Linked DNA regions of Homo sapiens: regions 1 and 2 are each linked to region 3. A link is a loop called in an ENCODE intact Hi-C map of the cell type or tissue named here. Cell type or tissue: mammary epithelial cell. All regions are shown on one strand.

Region 1 (5,000 bases), 120 kb before region 3:
GATATTTAACATATATTCTAATTGTGGCTCTATCTCTGACTAGTTGTGTGCCACTGGGCAAGTCCCTCAGCCTCTCTGATTTTCGTTTTCTCCATCTGTAAAAGGGTGATCCTCATCATGCTGGCCATATCGATTTCACAGTACTGTTGTGAGAGTTAACAGAGACAACATATGTGCACCACACTTGCTAGGTTCCAAAGTGCTCTAGAAATGCTAATTATTAAGTGTGATTTTATGACAGCTGGGACCAAATGCTTTCTGGAACACACTTGTGATTGTTTACTGAAAGCCACAGGAGGGACTTTTTTTTCATAAAGGGAATTCCCTTTATGAAAAAAAAAAAAATGCTCCAAAGCAAGCACTGATAGAAACCAGCTCTCGCAGAAGGGAATTAAGGCTACCCCAGGGCAGGTCTTTCGTGCCATGGAGTGGGTGGTGTGGACACCTGCAGTGGGCCCTGCTGGGGAATAGCCCCTTCCTCTTCCTACTCCTGTCCAGTGTACACCCCCATCAGCCAGGACGCCCACCTGCCAACCACACTGGAGAAGGTAGAGAACTGGAACACCAGGACTAGACGACCCAGAGCTCCAAACCCAGCACAACACAGTTACCTTTTTTTTTTTTTTTTTTTAGCTGTTATCCTGGCTGGAATGCATTGGAGCCAACACGGCTCACTGCAGCCTCAACTTCCCAGGCTCAAGTGATCCTCTCACCTCAATCTCCCGAGTAGCTGGGACCACAGGTGTGTGCCACCATGGCTGGCTAATTTTTTTATGTTTAGTAGAGATGAGGTCTTGTTATGTTGCCCAGGTTGGTCTCAAACTCCTGGCCTCAAGTGATCCCCCTGTTTTGGCCTCCCAAAGTACTGGGATTAGAGGCATGAGCCCTCATGTCCGGCCTGTGACCACCTCTTAGGCAGACATTGGGCATGTTCTACAGACTCTTGGAGCCTCCCTTTATTTATAAATAATAACAGCTATTACTTTTTATGGCACTTTGACCACATACCAGACAACACATTAAGTATTTATCTCATCTAACTCTTAAATGAACTCACAAGATACCCAATTTATATATGGGCAAACAGAGGCCACAGAGGTTAGGGGACGTGCCTAAGGCCACACAGGAAGTGAGGGTAGAGCCAGGATTTAAAATCTGTCTGGCTCCGTGTAGGGAGACAGCCTCTCAGATATTTTCTAGCTCAGATGTTCTATTATTCTAATAACAACTCTCATACATCAACAGCATTTTGTAGTTTTCAAAGGTTATTTCAGAGTGGCTAAGAACCACCCCTTGAGTTGGCCAGCCTGGGTTCCAATCAGCCTTTGACATTTACTGTGAGACCTGGAAGAGGTCACTTAACCTGTCCAAGACTGTGTTCCCTCATGCCTACAACTGGGATAATGACAGCATCTATATAGGGCTCTTGTGAGAATTACCTAAGGTGATATCCTTTAAAGCCTGTGGCACATAGTAAGTGCTCATGAAAGCTTTCCTTTCCTACTAGTTTCTCATTTTATCTGGTTTCCTTTTCTATGCCTCTCCTCTGGCTGCTCTGTAAAACACCATTCTCGCACCTGTAACAGTGGTTTTCACATGATGGTCTGTTTAGCCTAGGGCTCCCTGGGGGCCAGTGAAGGAAGACTGAAGAGGCTGGGCTTTGAGGACCCTACTGGTTCCATCACAGGTCACAGAGCAGACCTGCTTTCATCTGTTCTGTATTTTGGAATTCTGCAAATGATTTTATTAAAAAGAAGGGTTTCCTACTTAAATATCCTACTTGAGGAACTGTATAGACAAAAATGAAGGAAACGTGTACATGCTAAAACGCAACCCTAAAATGTATACGTTCTCCTTTTCTTATGCTATCATCCCACCATACCCTCCAAAGACAAAGCCTCGGATGCACAGCAGTGGTTCCGGTTGGGTCTTCACCTCCTCTCCTCTGGAACAGCGTGTGCATCAAAACAGGTGCTGATCTTGTTAAAAGTATCAGTATCTAGGTCCCATCCTGGTGCTGCCAATCCAGTAGCTGTGGGCGGGGCCTTGATTTAATAAACTCCCCAGGTGATCTCCATACAAGTGGTCGGAGGGTCACCCTCTGAGAAACACAGGTAGGGGACAGGGTGGGTATTTATCTCTAATGTCTTTGAAAACTTTTTAAAAAGTTGAACACTTTTCAAGGGAAATCACCTGTGGGATTCCCATATGTAAAACACACCTCAAATTGGAGCCACCTGCGTGAAGGAGGTTTCATGAACACCGAAAACACCAGCCTTTGGCTTTTCCTCAGTGAGAGCCCACAGCGCCTCCTTGTGGACTATCTGATAAACTGGAACCAGTTCTCGCAGGGCTGAAGGACGGTGGTCACCTAGAGGCATTGCCCAGGATCTGCACTGCGCTGTCCACCCAGGTAGGCCTGTCTCTTTATGCTACGTGATACCCCATGAGCTTTGTCTGCATTTGGGCTGAGATTTTCCTGGAATATGCTCCCCCCACACACTTAATCCTAATCACCCCTTTATTAATCCCACACATCTCACTCCAGGGATCTCCTGGAGTCCCCTCACCTCCAGTTGCTGCAGAACATATATTCTGTATAATAACATCTTACCCTGTCTTGGTCTTCAGCTGTTTCTGGGACACATGATGTACCTCCTAAAATACACTAAAATTAGACTGTAAACTCCTTGGGGCCAGAAACTCCCCTCTCCTTCCCTCATCAGGTTCCTGATCCAGGGGAAATACCCAAGACACACTCGCTAAATCAACAAACAAACGACTTCTCACTGCCTTTCCTGTCCTCTCTAATACCAAAAAACCGGTATGCACTGTGACTGGCTCTTAAGTTCTTCCTTGTTTCGATTTTGGAGTGTGTGAAAATATGAATGAGTTTTACTGCTCAAAATGTGAACTTTTTTGAAAGGCAAGGCCAGAGAAGATAACCTCTACATTTCCTTTTTTTTTTATTTTTATTTTTTGTGAGATGGAGTCTTGCTCTGTCACCTAGGCTGATCTTGTCTCACCGCAACCTCCGCCTCCTGGGTTCAAGTGATTCCCCTGCCTCAGCCTCCCAAGTAGCTAGGATTACAGGTGCCTGCCACCCCGCCTGGCTGATTTTTGTATTTTTAATAGAGACAGGGTTTCACCATGTTGGCCAGGCTGGTCTTGAACTCCTGACCTCAGGTGATCCACTCGCCTCAGCCTCCTTAAGTGCTGGGATTATAGGTGTGAGCCACTGCACCCAGCCTACATTTTCTTCTTTTTAACCAAAAGTGTGAACAGCCTCCTGTAGGCCACTGAAAAAAAGGGCTATTTCCCTTTGTAGAATACTCAGTAATATATCTATTAGTTCTATTCAAGTAATTATAGTTACTACCCTTTTATCCAGACTTCATTTGCATAAGTACATAATTTTTGTTTTATATTGTGTCAAGATGATTAATTAAAAATTTTAAATGGCTGGGTGCAGTGGCTCATGCCTGTAATCCTAGCACTTTGGGGGGCTGAGGCAGGTGGCTTGCTTCAGCCCAGGAGTTTGAGACCAGCCTGGGCAACATGGCAAAACTGCATCTCTACAAAAGAATAATAAAAAACAAATTAGCCAGGAGTGGTGGTGCATGCCTGTAGTCCCAGCTACTCAGGAGGCTGAGGTGGGAGGATCACTTGAGCTTGAGAGGTAGAGGCTGAAGTGAGCCAAGATGGCACCACTGCACTCCAACCTGGGTGACAGACGCCCTGTCTCTAAATAAATAAATATATTAATTAATTAATTCCCTGTTGATTGTTTTGGCGGGGAAGTCAGTCACCTTTACTTTTTGGCTTGTGGATTTTTGCTTTCTACTGCTGTTCAATGCACATTGCTTTAATGTGTTTTCACATGCATCATAAAATCAATCTTTCACTCAAAGCTCTCTGCTTTGCATTCCTTCATTTTAAACATTCCTATTACTCATGCCTTCCTCAATTACTCTGCAGTCACACACATTTCACAAATGTCCGAGTTTTGCTTCTTTTTCCTTTATGTGGTTTTCTAATAAATAATGCATTGTTGATTTCTGTTCTTGAGTCCCATGTGACTCTCTTCCTGAATTTATGAACCCAGACTGTTGTTATTTCTAATGATGATCTATTTTCTTTTGTTGACCTATTTTATGCTTTTTGGTGTTATTTCTTTTATTACAGGAATTACTCTGTTTTCTTCTACTTTTAAATAAATTTGGGAGATGGGCTGGGTGTGGTGGCTCACACCTGTAATTTCAGCGTTTTGGAAGACCGAGGCGGGAGGACGGCGTGGGACCAGGAGTTCATGACTGGCCTGGGCAACACAGTGAGACCCTGTCTCTATTTTAAACAACGACAACAACATATTTAAAAAATAAAAATAAGAAAATAAATTTGGAAGATGAACACATTCTATTTTAATTCTGTTAGTGATCAGTAAAACTGGCTTAAAAGCTGAGTTTCCTTTGGTTCCCTTTTGTTTTATAAAAAATGTCTGTGTGTACCTTTGTCAACAGCCTGAATCCTATGAATCACAGGTTCCCCTGGGGAAGATGGGGGTTTGAGTTTGGTTTCTTACTTGTGTTTATAGGGTTCTGGGCAACTTGGGAGGGCGAGACACTATGCCCTCATGGGATAACACTAATTGCTCCAAATTCCAGCACATGGCTGGGGGTGGTCAGAGAGCTGGTTCCTTCACCCACAGCCACCTCTCCACTGCCTTCCACTGCTGGGAGTTTTGAGCTTTTGTGTTGGCAGTTAAATACACTCAGAGTCCCTCCTCCTCAGTTTCTGGCATGTTTCTCCATGACTACCAAATGTTACTAGAATAAGAGGGTGAGACAGAGTTCAGCGAGGGTGGCCACCCTGATCCCTGCTTGCTGCTCCGAGCCTGAGAAGGGGGCTGCCTGCTGTGCCCTGTTATCCACGACAAGCACAGGCCTCGCCCTGTCAGTCCTCAGAGACTCAGTTGACTGCTTTTGGTTTGTGAAACACAC
Region 2 (5,000 bases), 300 kb after region 3:
AGTGTCCATTGAACATACCAACTAGAAGGTAACTGGTGGCCCTCACAAGAATGGAAAAGCAGGTTCAGTGAGGTTGTGGAGTGTGGAGTTCAGCTGAGAGGAAGTTGGGGATTAAATGAAGTCTTTGTCTCCCTAAGTGGTGTGGCTGTGAAGGAAAGAAGAGAAGTAAGTCTTAGCTAGAGAGGGCATAGGATTTGCATGGATTGTTTTAAGAAGAGGAAGTCTAAATTCTTAGGTGAAGGAGTTAGGAGAAAATAGTGAAAGAGGTGAAATGCAGGTGAGTGGAGGATAAATGATGGTATGGGGTCCCTGAGAGGTCAGGGCATGATGGAATTCAAGGTACTGGTTATTAGCCTTTTTATGTACAAACAAAAAAGATATTGATGTTCTATTTATGCTAAGTATGGGCTTGTCCTGGGGAGAAAGTATCTTTAACTGAAGCTAGAGAGTTGACAAGGAACATGTACAAAGATCCCTGGACAGTGTTGAGAGCTCAGATAAGGTTGGAGACCACAGATTTGTAGTGTCGTTCTCCTACACTCCAGGGCACCTTATGTAGGTGTTTGATCTTGGGAAATGAGACTGTGCTTAGCTCTCATTTGGGATTTTTGCCAGATACCTGGATGTAGCCAAAGGACGAGGAGGCAAGATTGTTGAGGATATAGGAAGACAGTGCAGTGATTGGAATGGATTGTTCACATGATCTTAGGCGAAAAGACATAAAAATGAAGACAGGAGGGCTATGATGGACTGGGATAAGATAGAGGAAGCTGGAGATTAGAAGATTTGAAAAGACCCAAGAGCAGAGGTGTGAGGACAAGCCAGTGAGAGACAGGGAAAGAGGCGAGGCTGTGGTTGGAGTCTGGGCCGCTGCACCTAAACAGTTCCACATTTAGTGATGAGGCCAGATTTCAGCCCTGAGTGCAGATCGTTGAGGAGAGTGAAGATCAAGGTCATCAGAGTTGAGGTTTTCAGGAAACTGTGGGAATAGGGTTGAATGAGTCATGAACACAAACACTGAAGTCACCCCGGATGATGGTGGGATTTCATATAGCTCCTGTGAGCCAAGGAATGAAGTCATCAGTGGATGTACGGAAGTGACCAGAAGATCAGCTGGGGACAGAGTTAAGGAGAGAGGGAACAAGGGAACAGATGAGACTTTTTCCATGAGGGCAGAGGAGTCATGGTCTGGAAATGACATGAAGGAGAAAGAAAAGTGCCAAACCCACTTCCTGATCCTAATGCCATCTGGCTTAAGAGCCCATATTCATTGAGTCTGAAATGCAACGGACAACTACCAGTTTGTCTGGAGGCGGTACAAATACTCTTCTAATATTTTTTTAAAAACTATAGGATGTAGTCTATTTTCAACTTTATTCAACCAGATTTATTTACCCCTACCGAGTTTTCTAAATCAGTGAATCAGTATTTTAAGGAATAAATCTTAGGCACATAAAATGATAGGAATAAAATATGTATTATAAAGCTTCTTTAATCAATACAAGCTATTCTTATAAGTCTATTGGTTAATGTCTAGATTGCCGTGCCCACTTAAAATGGGAAAACATTCCAGTTGGCACTTTGTGGATGTTGAGTTGCTACTTGGACACAGTTACTGGCCTTTTGGTCTGATCAGAGGCCAATTTTGAGCTAGGAGTTTCCCATGCATATGCATGATGTCCTACTATCTGTGATACATGCTGGGCATCTGAGCCTGCCTGGTATGCTAATGATCAGACCAGGGAAATGCACATCACTGTGAGTCACAAGGGTAGCACGTCTAATCTAAAAAATTCAAACCCCTATAATTAGAGTTCAGATGTCTTCATAGCTCTATTCCTCAGATTTTTTTGATCTGAAAAACAAAAGCAAACAACAAACAATTGTGTAAAAATAGACAGTCTAGGCTTGTGTAAATTTGCAGTGGAAATCTGCCTCTCTGATGAGCCATACAGTGTCTATGGGTTGAAAAACGAAATTCAGAAAGCAAATAGTTGGTCACCTTAGAGCCCAGAGGGATGCTCAGAATTCCCTAACCTCACAGCGGTGACTACTGAAAGTTTCATTCTGTTTTATGACTTGACTTGCAGCGAGGAAGGTAGCACAGCTGTAAACCAGCTGTATTTTATTTACGCTTGGAAACAGGGCCCCTTTGTTCCAAATGTTCCTGGCCCCCTCCCTCAATTTCATGGATTTAGGTTGTTAGTGGAAAAGTAGTTGTTGAAATATCAGTTCACTCTTGGAACCTGCCACTCACCAGGACTTCTGGCAACCAGTGAGCCTTTTTGTGATATGCAGCAAGGTAAAGAAGTCGTTAAGTGGATCTCCCACATGTTCCTCTGTGACTTCATTCATAGAAATGCGCTGATAACTGAGTTACATTAAGCGCAGTCTTCCCAGCTGTCTGAGGACATAAGGGATGTAGCGCCTCCTAGTGGAGGGAATTTCTTAGCATGTGTTCAACCCCGCACATATTTTTGGAATGAGGCAAGGTATTTAAAAATAGTGTACGCTAATGAATGTATTTATTATATCTGGGTAGCAGCGAAACAGAAAAGGTATAAATAAGCCTTTCGAAAAATGTACTTGCTACACAATCTCTTTTTTTTTGACAAGTCAGCCCTTGAATACAAATAATCTTTTAATGGTGAAAAAAATGACTGAATCATAGCATCTTATAAACATAGGAGCTATGGGTATCAATAACATGGAAACTGAAGCTGTGGTTATTTTTGAGTGGAAGAAGAGGGATTAAAATTGGCGTGGGGCACATGGAGAGGCTTCTGGAAGTGGCTAGCAATTTCTATTTATTTTTAACTGGGTGGTGATTACAAAGGTGTTTGCCTTATAAAAATTCATTTAGCTAAACATTGGTTTTATGATGCTTCTGTATCTGTATTGATAAGAAGGTAAAAAACATAAAAACTTTTCATTAAACATACTACCTGCTAAATTTGCTTTTTAAGGAAAAACCTCAAAAATGCTAAGCCATGTATACTTTTTATTTTTAGAGATGGAGTCTCACTGTGTTGCCCAGGCTGAACTCAAACTCCTGGGATTAAGGGTTTCTCTTGAGTAGTTGGGACTACGGGCGTGCCTGGCATGGTTTTGACACTTTATTTCACTGTACTTTCGAAATAAGACTTAGGTACCAGTGAACACCTACATTGACAGGCCTGGTAATATCATTAAAACTTGAGCTTTTATGTTGTCTGTGGCACAGACTCTCTTCTTTCTAGTTCTTCAGAGAACTCCAAATTCAGTATTTCACTTGGAACATCCAGTTGCCATAGAAATGACCATGTAGGTTACAAGTTCATTTTTGTAACCAGTCAAAAGGAGAAACTAAGAATGACACGAAGGCATCTTTCCATTGGAAAAAAATCCTTTGCAGAGTCCCAATTTGAGAAAAAATACATTTTGCTTTAGAAGTGAGAGGCGAACAGATGAATTAGTAATGCTGAAATATTTGACTCCTTCCCCCACAGGTGAAAACTCCTGCAGAGCATCTTATAAGAAAAATTATTTTAGAGCAATATAGGTGATGGCAAATTGACATTGGGTTGTAATATTCTATCCAACATAGTTTAATTCTGAGTTATTCAATCATAACTAAATTTATTCAAGACATAGAATACATTTAAAAATTCATCTTAAAGGAAATTTCACAAAGGCTTTTACATTCGTGTAATCCAGATGAGAAATGAAGATAGGGGGCGAGCAACAAAGTTGAAAGACCCAAATTGATTCCGGAAGGACTTGCCAAGTTTCTATAATGCCTCATTAGCTGCTTATGTGGCAGGGAGACCTGGGAAGAGCAATAACTCTTTTCTAGGTTCTCAGGTTAGGGAATGAGATTTTGACGTGGCCAATATGATCTTATATGTCCATTTATGTCTTTTACCTTATCATTTTCTTTTACCTTATCATGGACAGAGTGGCCCCCCAGAAGCACAGGATGCAAGACAACACACATTTCAGTGGCTGCTCCTTCTGCATACATCATTGAGCTCTGCCAAGGGTTTGAACACACACACACGTAAATAAAGGCCTAATTATGTGTGTGTGTGTATGTGTGTGTGTGTGTGTGTGTGTGTGTGTATTATATGTATTAAGCTCTTTTTCCTTTCTCCATAGCACTGCATATACAAAGATCAGCCACCCTGAGTTGAAATAAACTGTCATGATCTGTTTGGCATTGTGAGATCACCACTCATCATAAAATAAGCTTTTTAAAATGTTAAAATTGAAGTGAGAGCATGAGCACAAAGAAACAAGGACCAGAAGGTGTTTATAATCATGAAAAATTGGGAACAATTCAATAGGAAAACAGGAAAATGGTTAAATATGATATGTTCGGAGTATGGAATATGATGCAGCAGTTACAAGTAGTAAAATAGATCAGTATGTACTGACATGAAGAAAATAGACTTACACATACCTTATGTAAAGGAGGTGAGGAAAAGGAACAATGGTCTTTTCTGTATTATTAGAATTTGAATATCAAAATTGGATTCATATATTACTTATATAATTAAAAAATTAAGTTAGTCAGACTTAGAACTCTTTGAAATCTAATTTTTGAAAGTTAATTTATGCCATCTGGAGGCAAACATGCCAATGTGATTGAAGTTTCAGTGGTAACCTGAATCCTCAGTCTCGTTGCACATTTACTCTGAAGACATTCTCAAAAGAGAATTGGAGAGGAAATCCACCCAGTGTGTCCCCTCATGTATGTCTGTCTGGGATGCTCCAGTGGTGAGATGCCGTCACCTCAGTCCATTGTGTTAGTTTATTGCAATGTTCTAGGGTTCAGTCTCAGCCCCATTCCTGCCAACTGTTAGCTTAAGGCCCTTGGGCAAAGGAGATAAAATTGTTCAGGGCCAACAGATCTCAGAGTTTCTTGGAACCTTAAAAGGAGATGACCCAAACATTTCTTATTCAAGATGCCACCAGCTCCAGTCACTCACAGTGACTTGCCACAGGGGCTGGTGATGTTA
Region 3 (5,000 bases):
TGGCAATGACTGCATCCATGATGCCTGTCAAGCAGGTCCTCTCTCCTGGCTGCAGCTCTTGCCAAATCCTTCACCAGCTCCCTTTCTTTTCCCCTGCAGGCCTAGGGGTGGTTACGGCTTCCTGCAGTGGCTGGTCTCTGGGTGCTTCACTATGGTTTCCTTTAACCCTGCTCAGGTCTCTCTAAGTAATCCCTTCATTACATACTCTCCAGTTACCTCTTTGTTCCCTCTGCTCCTGCCAAGACAGGAAAACAAAAACATTGACTGGAAAGAGTCAAGAATTCTGGGCTCAGTTCAATTCAATTCAGCAAACATTTACTGAGTGAGGTCCTCTCAGCCAGGCTCTATGCCAGGAGCTGAGGTTACAGAAAAGAACTCAGACATGGCACCCACCTCCTGCAGAGTTCACAGCTTCATGGGATGCTAGAGGGCCCCTGGTGTGGCTGCACTGGAGGTGGAGTAGAGGCTGAGATTGTCATGCCTAGTCCAATTGGAGGCAGAGAGATGCAGAGAACCTTTGGCCATAGGATGCTCCCATTGGACAGGTGCTGATCAGGGTGACCCAGCCTCTAGGTGATCTGTGTGGTCTGGGTGCCTCCTGCCATCTCCCAATCACCGTAATTAAGGCTTCCTTCCTTCTAAAGCAGGTTTAATTCACCAGCCTGCCAAGACTCCCCTGCCTCCATCCAGAGGGGTGTTTGGGAGAAAAGAGGAACACTTGTTGGAGTAATGGGCTTGAGGGCCCTGAGGTTACAACTGAAGTAAAGCTCTGGCTGGTATGTGTCACAAACCTCCCATTCAGGGCTCATAATTCCACAAACCATCTCCATTGACTTTAAAGAAGGACATGATCTTGAGCAAGTTCCTTCTCTGCCCTGGGCCACAGTTTCCTCATTCCTCAAACAGGGCTGATAAGGTCAGTGCAGGGAGGCTGACCAGTGCTGTTCATCCAGAAGACTGAGAATAAGAAAAAGCATACTTTAAAGGAGTCTGGCAAACTCCTATTCATCCTTCAAAAGCCAACTGAACATTTTACTTCCTCCAGGAAGACTTCCTGGAGCCCCCTAACTTCTCCTTCTCTTGTATTCATCATAGTCTCCGGTAACATGACCACCAGCCTGCCTAGTCCACTTGACCTCTAGATTCCTCAAACATCTGTCTCTTTCTCTCCAGAACCCAGCACTGGGCCTAAGGCATATCAGGGCATCAGAAAATGTGTTATGAACTGAGTCAAAAGGAATTCTTCCTGCAACAGAAGAAGTAGTGCAGAGGGTTCACGTTACAACTTTCGACTTTACAGTGGTGTGAAAGCAATACACATTCAGCTGAACATCAATAAGAGATACCAATACTTCATTATAAAACAAGCTTTGTGTTAGATGATTTTGCCCAACCGTAGGCTAATGTAAGTGTTTCAAGCATGTTTAAGGGAGACAGGGCTAAGCTATGATGTTCAGTAGGTTAGGTGTATTAAATGTATTTTTGACTTAGTACGTTTTCAACTTATGATGGGTTCGCTGGGATGTAACTGCATCATAGGTCGAGGAGCATCAGTAGTAATACCAGTGACCTTATCAGCCTTGTTTGAAGAATGAGGAAACTGTGGCCCAGGGCAGAGAAGGAACTTCCTCAAGGTCACATAGCCTGTAAATGACATGGTAGCGTTGGGACTTGAAGCCAAACAAACTTGCTGACTGCAAGGGCTGGACTCCTCATGGTGCAGGGAGGCTGACCCGTGCAGGGAGGCTGACCAGTGCTGTTCAGCCAGGAGATTGAGAATAAGAGGACACTTTGATGGAGCAAGTGCTCCTTGCCAGGAACTGTTAAGAGCACATTTGCATCAACGCACTTAACCCTGACAGCCTTGTGAGGTATATGTGTGAACAATGCCCAGTTTGACAGATTAAGATCCAGAGCCTTGAGATGATTAAGAAATGCATCCAAGGGCACGCTGGCTCACGCCTGTAATCCCAGCACTTTGGGAGGCCGAGTTGGTAAGGTTCATGAGGTCAGGAGATCGAGACCATCCTGGCTAACACAGTGAAACCCTGTCTCTACTAAAAATACAAAAAATTAGCCAGGCGTGGTGGTGGGTGCCTGTAGTCGCAGCTACTCAGGAGGCTGAGGCAGGAGAAAGGCATGAACCCAGGAGGTGGAGCTTGCAGTGAGCCGAGATGGCGCCACTGCACTCCAGCCTGGGTGATACAGCGAGAGTCTGTCTCAAAAAAAAAAAAAAAGAAATGCCTCCAAGATCATACCAAGAAGAGGCAAAACTTACCTAGATTTATCTAGAGCCCATGCTCTGCGCCATTGCATTTTCCCCAGGGAACTTGACTCCAATTTCAGATTAGGAAGAAAGACAGCACACAGCTCAGTGTTGTACTGTACTGTATTTGTAAGAGATTTATAAACAGAAATGTGCCTCTACATCATGGCTCCCCTACCTCCCCAAATAAAAATAAAGAAAGAAAGAAATGGAAAGGAAAAAAGAATAGTGCTTCTAGGAGCATCCCGAAGTATATGAATTGAGAGTTTGGAAAATTGACAGCATGACAGAGTAAACTGCAGGCGCCTAGCGGAACATGCTTGCTGTGCTGGGGATCAGCTGTGTGATCCTTTCCTTCTCTGGGCTTCAACTGTTCCCTCATCTTTCTTTCAGAGCCTTCTTGACAGTGTTTCCTTTTGGATTGGCAAGTATGTGGGACAGTTTGTGTCAAGCACACAGTCTCTTTGCGCCCTCTACTGTTCAGTTATAGCACTGTCCGTGGCCTGGTTTGTTAAATTCACGTACGTTAAGGTAAGGGGATGGTGAGCCACAAAGTGCGTCCACAGAAGGCCACAATGTCACTAAGCAAAAGCCAGTCCTCTTCCATCCTAGCAAAGACTCGAAAGTCCTGTTGATCCTGCCCACACAATTTCAATTATTTTCTTAAGTGCTTTTTCCTGAGTGCACTTGCACACACGCCCTCTACACCCACACCCAGTACCACCTGTTATTAGAGTTATCACATTGTATGGGAATTGCCGGCTGACATGTCTTTTTAAGCACGAGGCCTGGCATTACTCACCTTGATAGTCTCTCTCTGCCCTGTAGGAGAGTGTGTGACATGTATACCCTCCACTCAAGTGTATGGAATGTAGAGAACAATGAATCAACAAAAAAAGAGATGGCAATCTGGAGAAAGGTTGGGGTAAAGAGTTGCAGCCAGAGGGGGATGTTCTGAATTCAAAACTTTTTTTAAGGCAGGGTTTCCCTCTGTCGCCCAGGCTGGAGTGCAGTGGTGGAATCATGGCTCACTGCAACCTCCACCTCCCAGGCTCAAGCAATCCTCCCACCTCAGCCTCCCAAGTAACTGGGACCACAGGTGCGCACCCCCACACCCAGCTAAGGTTTTGTATTTTTTGTAGAGATGAGGTATCACCATGTTGCCCAGGCTGGTTTCGAACTCCCGAACTTAGGTGATCCGCCCGCCTCAGCCTCCCAAAGTGCTAGGATTACAGGCATGAGCCACCACGCCTGGCCTTGAGTTTGGAACTATTGCATCCCAGTTTCAGTAAGGTTCCCTCTGCCTGCAACATGTCCCACTTCCTTTGCCCAACTTCACCTGCATCACACCTCTCATCCTTGGGGTGTCAGCTTAGGAATGATCCCTTTGGGAAGCCTTCTCTGATTCCCACTTGTCTGAGTGAGATCTGTTTTCTATTTGCTTCCTCACATCCTGAGGTTTTTCTACCAAAATACTTATCAAACTATATTCCAACTCTGATTTAGTTGTCTTTCCCACTAGACTTGAATTTCCACAAAAGCAAAGACGAGGTCTAGCTTGCTCATCCTGGTACTCCCAGTGCTTTCAAGGGTGCTTGTGTTCATCCTTTTATTTGTAGAATGACTATTATGTTAGAACTAATATGAATGGGCTAACAAATTCCAAGATGGAAATGAAAATCATAGAAGGGACTCAGGGAGCATCTAGTCTTATCCCTTCATTTTACAGATGAGGAAACTGAGGCTTAGAGAGGGTACCTCTCCTTAGAGAGGAAACCGAGGCTTAGAGAGGCTAGAGCCTGTCAGTGGCAGAGCTGGAATTAGCGAGTTATAATGGGGACTTTCTGGGCTTTATTTGCTGTCTGATTTGTCTAAGGAATAAAGGTGTCTTAGGTTCTTGTGACTCAAAGTGTGGACGGCAGACCATCAGCATTAACCGCACCTGGGAATATGTTAAACTCTCAGGACTTACCCTAGACCAGGAGGGCAGCTATCTAGGCTTCTAAATCATTACAGTTCCTTGCAGGAAAGCCATCTGGTCAAGTGGAAAAGAAATCCTAGCCAATGTCTTGTGGCATTAAGTGCAGGCTATAGACCAAAGGCCAAAAGTGTGGGCCCCTCACCTCTCAAAGTTCAGACAGTTTCGAAGTCCAGGGCCTGGCCTGATGGAGGATGATGGCCAAGATTCAGGTGAGCTGACTCAGTGAATAAAGAGGCCTCGAATAAAGAGGACCTCCTGGAAGCACGGCAAAAGCTGACTAGCACGCCTGATGCTGCACATTGTAGCATCCAACCTTGCAGCTATTACACTAAACAAATATTTTTATAAATGTATATTTATTTATACAAAGAATTCCACCCACACTGCTCAAGGTGGTGGTGAAAGTAATATACGCGTACCTGCTAGTGGCATTGTAAACTGCAGCCTGTTTGGAAAACACTACAACATGTAATAACAACTATAAAGTGATTTATCTCCTCAGACCAAGGAATGCCACTCATAGGAAACCATCCTAAGGAGATAATTCAACACAAGTGAAAAGCCACATGCATGAGATGTTTATTAAAGTTAAAAGTGGAAAATACTAAATCAAAAGGGAATGGTTGAGCAAATTATGACATGGTATCTTCATGAAGACCATTCAACTTTAATTATAATATAATTAATATGTCCCACTTCACCTGCTTGGGGTACAATAGTGATGAAGAACATGATCTGTGGGTTTTCAGTTCT

The links. A loop is a pair of places that touch in the nucleus more often than their neighbours do. Peaks named below come from ENCODE experiments on the same cell type or tissue, not always from the same donor. Only the 100,000 strongest peaks of a DNase experiment are listed, where the experiment ranks them.
Region 1: it touches region 3 in a loop (5-fold over the local background); 3 of 110 quality-filtered maps call a loop at or near these places.
Region 2: a loop joins it to region 3, with 4 times the contacts of the local background. A loop is called at or near these places in 3 of 110 quality-filtered maps.

What each region holds. Positions count from the first base shown.
Region 1 is chr9:109,399,329-109,404,328 of GRCh38, forward strand. All of the region lies in intron 19 of PTPN3 (protein tyrosine phosphatase non-receptor type 3), which reads right to left. Among named protein-coding and RNA genes, the nearest start is that of EPB41L4B, 81 kb to the left of the region's middle. In mammary epithelial cell, a CTCF peak has its summit at 2,316 (motif pointing left); a DNase peak (open chromatin) is centred at 2,303.
Region 2 is chr9:109,815,634-109,820,633 of GRCh38, forward strand. The region is part of intron 1 of PALM2AKAP2 (PALM2 and AKAP2 fusion); the gene reads left to right. Among named protein-coding and RNA genes, the nearest start is that of PALM2AKAP2, 38 kb to the left of the region's middle. RefSeq lists an enhancer at 565-1,764. In mammary epithelial cell, a CTCF peak has its summit at 2,432 (motif pointing left); DNase peaks (open chromatin) are centred at 1,028, 1,708 and 2,408; H3K27ac peaks cover 2,378 bases.
Region 3 is chr9:109,517,937-109,522,936 of GRCh38, forward strand. It overlaps a transcript of PTPN3 not described here. Among named protein-coding and RNA genes, the nearest start is that of MIR3927, 8.9 kb to the left of the region's middle. In mammary epithelial cell, a CTCF peak has its summit at 2,742 (motif pointing left); DNase peaks (open chromatin) are centred at 2,755 and 3,055; H3K27ac peaks cover 315 bases.